Regions from separate parts of the Homo sapiens genome. Here region 1 is linked to region 2. Evidence: chromatin contacts called from ENCODE Hi-C data. All regions are on one chromosome and are shown on one strand. The core of a region is the stretch at or near the end of the contact, and the rest is flanking DNA. Distances in the headings are between cores, read along the strand shown. Region 1 holds the start of LOC105374128 (a long non-coding RNA gene). Region 2 holds the start of LINC01391 (long intergenic non-protein coding RNA 1391).

The links. Hi-C counts contacts between places; a loop is a spot of excess contacts on that map. Pooled maps may share reads with other maps.
Region 1: a loop to region 2 is called in a map of K562, with 4 times the contacts of the local background. The contact joins the enhancer-like site here to the promoter of LINC01391 in region 2. A Hi-C loop is called at or near these places in 2 of 168 maps with a recorded cell type or tissue (K562 and Ramos) and 4 of 50 pooled maps.

The regions. Positions count from the first base shown.
Region 1 is chr3:138,055,396-138,061,335 of GRCh38, forward strand. LOC105374128 (a long non-coding RNA gene) reads right to left here and starts at 365. Exons shown (of 2, transcript XR_001740930.2): 1 at 1-365. Within about 2 kb of position 4,049, at least 2 of the 41 ENCODE cell types and tissues checked have a DNase peak (open chromatin) inside an H3K27ac peak, as active enhancers do.
Region 2 is chr3:138,942,770-138,945,605 of GRCh38, forward strand. LINC01391 (long intergenic non-protein coding RNA 1391) reads right to left here and starts at 1,251. Exons shown (of 3, transcript NR_121649.1): 1 at 1,197-1,251. It overlaps FOXL2 (forkhead box L2), which reads right to left. Exons shown (of 1, transcript NM_023067.4): 1 at 1,455-2,836. The coding sequence ends at 2,823. RefSeq lists an enhancer at 1,754-2,343.

The DNA.
Region 1 (5,940 bases), core at 2,799-5,298, 880 kb before region 2:
CTTATAACATATACAAAATTTAACTGGATCAAAGACCTAAATATAAGACCTAAAGCTATAAAACTCTTGGAAGAAAAGATAGGGAGAAATATTCACAACATTGGATTTGGCAAGGATTTCTTGGAGATGACACCAAAACACAGGCAATAAAAGTAAAAATAGATAAACGTGACTACATAAAAATTGAAAATTCTGCATCAAAACACAAAATGAACAGAGTAAAAGGCAACCTATAAAATGAGAGAAAACCATTTGCAAATCATATCTAACCCCACAATATATAAAGCTCCTATAACTCAACAACAAAAAACCCAAATAACCCAATTTTAAAATAAGCAAAGGACTTGGATAAACATCTCTTCAAAGAAGATACACAAATGGCCAACAAGCATATAAAAAGATGCTCAACATCACAAATCATTAGGGAAATGCAAATCAAAACTGCAATGAGATATTATTTCACATCCATTAGGATGGCTGATATTTTTTTAAAAACAGAAAATAACAAGTGTCAGCAAAGATGGGGAGAAATAGGAACATTTGTGCATTGTCAGTGGGAAAATAAAATGGAAAACAGTATACAGGTTCCTGAAAAATAAAAAAATAGACTATATGATTACTATATGATCCAGTAATTCCACTCTGGGTATATATCCAAAAAAGTTAAAAATAGGATCCTGGAGAAATATTTGCACAGCTGTGTTTATAGCAGCACTGTTCACAATAGTCAAGATGTGGGAGCAACCCAAGTGTCAACAGACAAATGGATTCTTTAATGATATATATTCATACAATGGAATATTATTTAATCTTAAAAAGGAAATTGTGACACACACTGCAACATGGATAAACCTTGATGACATTATGCTAAGTGAAATAAGATAGTCACAAAAAGACAAATACTGTATGATACTACCATACATGGTACTTAGAGTAGTCAAAATCATAGAAATAGAAAGTAGAATGGTGGTTGCCTGCAACTGGGTGGGGGGAGATAGGGAATTGTTTAATGGGTATAAAGTTTCTGTTGGGGAAGACGAAAAATTCTGGAAATTGGTTGCACAAGAGTGTTCATATACTCAACACCACCGAACAATACAGTTAGAGGTGGTTAAGATGATAAATTTTATGGGTTATTTTACCACAATTAAAAATGAATTTTTAAAAACAAAACTGTGCAATACCAGAATAGTAACAGAATAGTCAGATTAATGAAATATACAGAAAGTCCAGGAATAGACTAACCACATACAATAATTTACATTTGATGAAGCAGGTATTTTTTAAGTGAAGAAAGGATGAATTGTCAAGTAATGCTGCTGAGATGACTGGCTAATTGTAAAAATAAAATAGATTCCTAACTTACTGCTAACACCCCTCAAAAAATCCGGATATATTAAATATTCAAAATTTTAAAACTTTTTAAACTAGTAAAAGAAAATATAGATGAACATGTAGAAGTCTTAGAATGGAAAAGACCTTCCTAATTATGACACCAAAAGCAGAAATTACAAAGTAAAACACTGATTAATTAGACAGCTACAACTTAAAATCTCTTTATAGCAAAGAACTCCATGAACATAATTAAAAGACAAATGATTGACTAGAAAGGAGAAAAAGTAACATATATAATAAAGGACTAATATTTTCAATATATTAAAAACTCTTAAGAGCAATAAGACACAAATTACACAATAAAAATGCAGTCTAAAAATCAAAAGTAAAATAAGGCATTCAGTAGCATAACCACAGAAAAGAACTACAAGTGACTTTATAACACAGTAATTTAACTGGACATTCCAAGTAGGATCTACCTTAAGGACAAAAACAACTCCAAAAAAGTTAATAATAAATTTTAAATTGTTTTCAGTATTCATACAATAAGCAATAGGGTGGGTATTGTTATGTCTAAGACTATGATTGTGATGTTAACAGCCAGGATTTTTGGTATGGAAGAAAAGCGATACACATGTTAGGTCAACGAGATAAAGTAAAACTTCTGTAGTCAGGAATTTGAATAGGGAATATCAACATGAACTCACAATATTTTTATTGTATTTCCTATCTCTGTGCACTGAAAGATCTTAGAAACAGTAAGTCCAGTAGTGATAGGCACTCCTAGCACCCAGATGTCTATAAATATAACTTGCTTCTAAAAGAAACCAGGATTCCCCCAGATAAATTACTAATTTTAGGTCTGGGACAAGAAAGGTATGCAATGAGCCTGGAAGGAAGCTATCGGACTACTAAGGTCATATCAAAATCATTCGAGAACCAAATTAAAGAGGCACCCCAAGACAGTACAATCTCAGCGTTAATAAGGATAATAGTACAAAGGATTTAAACAAATCAAATATATTTAAATCTATAAGGTTGTATGACACCTATTGAAGATACTAGGAAGCTCATTCATTATTCTGAAAAAAGAAAGACTTGAGCCTTTAGCTGCTTTACCTGTATGAATTGCACCTCAGAGCAACCAGACAGTTTGATGTGGAGAATTCCTCTTTACAGAAGTTTTCCAGCTAGTAAATGTCAAAGGAATAACAAACAGACTATTAAACTTTTAGAGATTTCTAATTAATAGATTGGGCTGGGCGCAGTGGCTCACACCTGTATTCCCAGCACTTTGGGATGCCGAGGAGGGCGAATCACAAGGTCAGGAGTTCAAGACCAGCCTGGCCAATATGGTGAAACCCCGTCTCTACTAAAAATACAAAAAATTAGCTGGGCATAGTGGTGGGCGCCTATAATCCCAGCTACTGGGGAGGCTGAGGCAGAAGAATCACTTGAACCCGGGAGGCGGAGGTTGCAGTGAGCCGAGATCGCACCACTGCACTCCAGCCCAGGTGACAGTGCAAGACTCTGTCTCAAAAAAAAAAAAAAAAAAAAGATGGATTTAGGCAATGGTCATCAATGTCTATCACCAATGCCATCACCAACATCACAAGAAAGGAGAAAAAGATATTCTGTGTCTCCTGATGGAGATGCACAAAACCACCAATGAAGAGTCCTGCCAAAACACAAAAAAGTAGTCAAAGCTGAACCTGATCAAGTATTTAGCTCTAACTACAAATTTACAGATAGTTCAGGAGAAAGAGGAATACATTAAATACCACCACAGTAATCAATCAGCAAAACCCAGACTGTGGGGAATTCCACAAGATGAACAATCTGATTTATTCAGCAACAGTAAAAATAATAAAAATCATGGGGAAGGAAAAGGGAAAGGAAGAGAGGAAAGGAGGGAAGAAGGGAAGACAGGAAAGAGGGAAAAATGAAAGAGGAATCTATAGGTTAAAAAAGACAAATATGTGTAGTAAAATAGAGGAATTGTAGACAGAGAATTGATATTTGATGACATTTAGAAAAAAAGTACTGATTTTTGTTGTAGTGTGATGGTGGTACAATGGTTATTTTTGAAAAGGAAGTATCTTTTAGAGACACATACAGAAATGTTTGTAGACATAATGATATTATTTGGGATAATATGTAATATTACATGTATATTACTTGGAATAATATGCAGTATCATATTAAAACATACAATATTATTTGGCGAAAGATATACAGGAAACAAGATTCTCTATGGGTTGGTAATTGTTAAAACTGAGTAATAGGAACACCAAGGTCATTACACAATTCTATTTTTATATATGCTTGAAATTTTTCATAATAAAGAGATAAAGAAAACAGCAACAAGAAAAGTGAACTACGGGCAACTCATAAAAGAAGAAATAGCAACAACCAACATGAAAAAGAAATAAAAAATAATTTTACTTTAGAAGAAATCTTAAAAATGCAAGTTTCTTAAAAGGTGAGGTTTCATTTTTCACGTATCACGTGGCCAAAACATTGAAAGATTAATGATATCCCTGGTAGCAAGGGAATGCAAAAACTAGCTTTCTTGTGTGCTCCAAACACTAGTAGACTAAATTGGCTCCAGTTTTCTGGAAAGCATTTGGCAATATGTAACAAAAGTACATGGGGAAAGGAGCTAGAGTGCCAGGGCCAGGCTGCCAAAGTCAGATTGCAGTCACACCACTCACTGGTGGCAGGACCCAAAACAAGTTTCTTAGCTGCTGTGTACCTCAATTCCTAGCCCATGAAATGCATGTACTATAATAGTGGCATCCATCTCAAGGGCTGCTGTGAGGCTAAATCATAATATTGGTACCAAACTTGGACCAGTGCCTGGCATATGGTGCTGGCTTTCATTATTATGTTGGCCCAGCAACCTCACTTCTAAGAATTTATTTTAAGGAAATCTTAATCAAGTGCACAAAGACACATATACACATTTTTTTAATCACTTCATGATTTATAAAATGCAAAAAGTAGAAATGTCTGGTTAAAAAAACTTTTGTAATCTTTGCCTGGAATACGAGGTGGCCATTATATATAACTGTCTTATATTTATACGTACTGACATGTACATGTGTACTGATATAAAGACATTTGTAATCTGTTTTCCAGGAGAAAATCAAGCTAGAGAAGAATATAGTTGAACCCTAGGAAGGAGTTTTTTTTTTCACCAGTGCATGTACATCTAGATGTTAACAATAATTGACTGAATTTGTGGGTTATATTCTTTTTGATTATCTGTATTTTCTAATTTTTCTGTATCAACCTTATCATTTGTCTAATTTTTAAATGATCTGTTACATACGTTCCACAGTTCTGGCAAATCTTGTGCTGGTTAATTTTAGTTCAATTTAATGAGAGCAAGAGATACCTGGACAGCTGTGAAGCATTACTTCTGAGTAGGTCTGAGAAGGTGCTTCCAGAAGAGATTAGCATTTGAATCAGTAAACTGAGTGAGGAAAATCTGCCCTCTCCCATTGTGGGGGACACCATCCAATCTGCTGCCAGCCTATATAGAAAGGCTTTCTCTCTGGAGTTGGGACACCCAGCTTCTGTCCTTGGATGTCAGAACTCCAGGTTCTCAGGCCCCAGGACCTGCACCAACAGTCCCAGGTTCTCCGGCTTTCGGATTTAGACTGAGCCACTCTACCAGCTTCCTTCATTCTCCAGTTTGCAGACAGCCTATGCCGTGATCACATCAGCTAATTCCCTTAATAAATCCCCTGTCATTTATTAGGGAAACTGGCTAATAAATACCCATAAGTATCTATCTATCCATATATCCTACTAGTTCTGTTTCTATTGAGACCTAATACAACTTACTAAAGAATTTTAAAATATATTTGAAAATGGGAAGGGGTGAACACAGCATAGAAACACCAAAGTAATACGTTAGTCAAACCCTCCAAAGTAGATAGAAAAACCCATTTGGAAACATATAACGTAATGATGAACATTCAAGAACAGAGACATTCTCATTGATAATCATCACCAGTGTGTGCACACAAGTCCAAACACATTTACTGTTTACATTTGCATTCCCCCAAAAGTGGAGCTAGAAACAAGGACTTGGGTGCAGATTAATTTACCTCAGAGGTGCTCATAAGAGAAAGAAGTAAGGGAGTGAGAAAAATGAAACAGAAAAGAGGAAGGCCGATGAACTATGCATTAATAATAGTAACTGCATACTAGTGAGAACTAGCACTCAATCCCACAAGGGACTCTGAGAAACTGTGCAGAATAAAACTCAGAGGTGCCCCACAGAAGCACAGGAAGCCTGGAGCAATTACTCATCAACTCCCATCCCATCAAGATTGTGGGCTGATCTGGTAGCATCAGCTCTCCAGCTCTCCTGAGCTTCCTCATTGAGCAGCTTCCTTTGTACGACAACACCCCCAGCCTGCCCCCTCCCCCAGCTACCCTACTCCACCACCAGACCCCTTTTGCTCCCTGCAGTGTGTTTCCTCCATCACCTTCCTACGAGAACTTCAAGGCCTCTCCAGGTGTCAGGACCACCCAAAGGTCAAAGGAAGTCTGGGTGAGTTGGAGGTGGTAATAGATGAAACAAGATTGACC
Region 2 (2,836 bases), core at 1-2,500:
CAATGCCAAAAATATATGCCCACTCTGCAGGCGAATGACAGACACACACACCTCCCACCCTGTCACCAATACACAACTGACACTGTACACACACATTTGCAGCAGATACAGACTACACAATTACTTGCCCATGGGCTAAATTTTCACGCTAGACAAAGCACAAACAGACATGCACACAGCAGGCTGCTTTCTGTTCTGCAACTCCCCTTAGCCAGATAGTGGAGCAGCCGGGCACCAAAGGCACCCAGACACCAGGCCTGACCAGCCTCTAGGGCTTCCTGCTCCAGCTGAGCCTCCCTCTCCATCCTGCTCCTGCCGGTTCCTGGTAAGCTCCAGTCCCAGTCTTGAGGTGATGCCCCCTGAGAATCCCCGTGGCTTGGTCTCCTGCCTTGTAGCCTCTCGCAGGATGCCTGTGGGGGGCGGGGGGCATTCTGAGCAGAAGCCACTTGGGCCCAACTATACATAACAGGATACCACCCTGAGGTTCCTACCGCCTGACCACTGGAGGGCTGAAGTGAGAGGCCTGCAGGCTCATTCCCGTGGCGCAAAACCGCTCCTGGCCCACCAGCCGGCCTGGACCTGCCGCCACATTGCTGGCCAGGCCCCGAGATAGACGGGGGGGGGGCAGTGAGGGCTGGGTGCGGGGTCTAGTCTCAGCTGAGCAGCAGCCCGCAAGAACCGGCGGATCTATCCTATCAGAAGTCGGAAGTCATCTATCCCATCAGAAGAGTGAAAGCCGACCACCCCCTAATCCGCCTGGGAGAACCAGACTGCAACCAGGTCAAACGCCTGTGTGCCTGCGCGGAAGCATGGATCTTAATTCGTTATTTGGGGATCTCAGTAAAGGAAGAGAGAGAAAGAAAAAAGACTAAATTTCTGCAGCCGCGAAGTATGTTCAATCCTTACTGAAACCTCCAAATCTCCTACCCATATCTCAAGGTAAATGAATTCTGACTATTAAAAATAATAAAGCAGTCACTTCTCACATTTGTACAGAGGTTAGCAGTTTGCAGCGCATTTCCACAACCAGAATTTTATCTATTAATGTTTGGAACAAACTCTTGGCTGTTATAGTTGACTCAAAATCGAAAAGTTTGAGAACAATAATAAAAACACAGCCAGCCCATACACCTAGTACAACTGTGTATGAGGTAGAATACAAACTTGAATAGGTACAAAAATAAACCAAGTCCTACCTACAGTCGCGCCTTGTGAACGAACCACGGCAGAAAAAGTCTTTCTGCTGACGTTAAACAGCCGCAACGGGCCAGTGATGACACAGAAAACAAACAATCCCAGGAAAACAAAGCAGCAGCGACAGCCACAAACGCCTGCCACCCCGGTTGCTCTCAATCTTTGTTTAACTCATTCTGAAAAAGATAAAATTTTGCTGAAAATCTTCCTCTTTTAACTAGCTGCTGAACTAAGGAGCGACAGAAATAAAGAAGTCCGTGTTAAAAGAAGGAACACAAAATTTATTCGGGAATCGACAAGGCAAAAAACAAAAACAAAACAAAAAAACACAACAAAAGTGCTCTAGTTCTCTCTAGAAAATTTGGTCCCCCAAACAACAAGCTACAGTACAACCAGGTCTATGGTTTTCGGGCCGGGCCGGCTCCGGGCCACAAGACCGCCTAGGTCGGCCGCTGCCGGGTTTCACATTTCTCCTTCCCAAGGTGGGAGAAGCAGGAGGTTTGAAAAACAAAAAGCAGGGAGGACGAGCCGTCCCAGCAGCGTGGGCCAGGCAGGCAGTGATCTCCCTGCCTCCAGGACTTGCATCGAAAGATCCGGGGACATTTGTTTTTGATTTTTTTCTTCAGATAGGGAGAGGGTGAAACTTCCCCAATTGGTAGACGAAACCATCTTTTATTGGATATATTCTCCTAACTCTGAACACAGCTTTTTGAAGGCCCAACAAAAACTCTAACGCAAATCTTCCAGAAGAGAAGATGAGGAATACTAAAGCTTTTGATTTTCATATTTGGATTTAGCAAACTCCAAGGCCACAATACTTCCCCGGTTGCCCGGTGAATTTTTTTTCCTTTTTTTTTTTTTAAATACTCTCTTAAAAAGTTCCACCGATCTTTCAAACAAAACATTAGCCAGCCGCCGGGGCCCGGAGGTGCCCGAAGCGACGGGACTGATAGCGGAGGAAACGCAGCCTCCCTCCGCGCCCGCCCGCGGTGTAAACCGAGTACAGGCCGTGGAGCCAGGCTGCCCCGGCTCCCGCTGGGTCCCAACCCCCGCCCCGCCTAGTGGGCCCCGCGGCAAGCGGCTTCTGAACAGCTTCAAGAGGGTTCGCGGAGCAAACACACGTATTGGTCCGTCCCTTTCTCGGGCAGCGCGGTCCCGCCATCAGTCCTGTCCGGCGCGTCTAGCCATGGACTGCACGGCAGTCGGGCGGGGAACGCGGAGAGCGAGCGCACCGACCTGTGAGAGAAGGCCAAGAGGTCTGCGCTGCCGACGCCCGGTCGCACCTCCGCCCCGGGCCCTTTCCGCGGTGAATTTGGGCAGGAGACGCTGGGGCTCCGGAAAGAGACGAGCCCAGTAGAAAGCGCGCAGAGAGGCAGCTTCAGGCCAGGGGAGTGCAAGGTCACAGAGGTCAGGGAGGTGAGCACAGGAGGACATAAACTGAGGGGACAAAGAGGAGCGACAGGAGCTTAGGAAAGCGAAAAAGCACAGAGGGACCCTGGGCGCTGGCTCCAGAGGCGGGCCCAGAGGGTGTGAGGTCAGGCTGGCGGCGGCGTCGTCGGCTGCGACCGGGGCCGGCGTCGCGCGTCCCTGCATCCTCGCATCCGTCTGCACCGGCATGCGGTGGGCTCTCAGAGATCGAGGC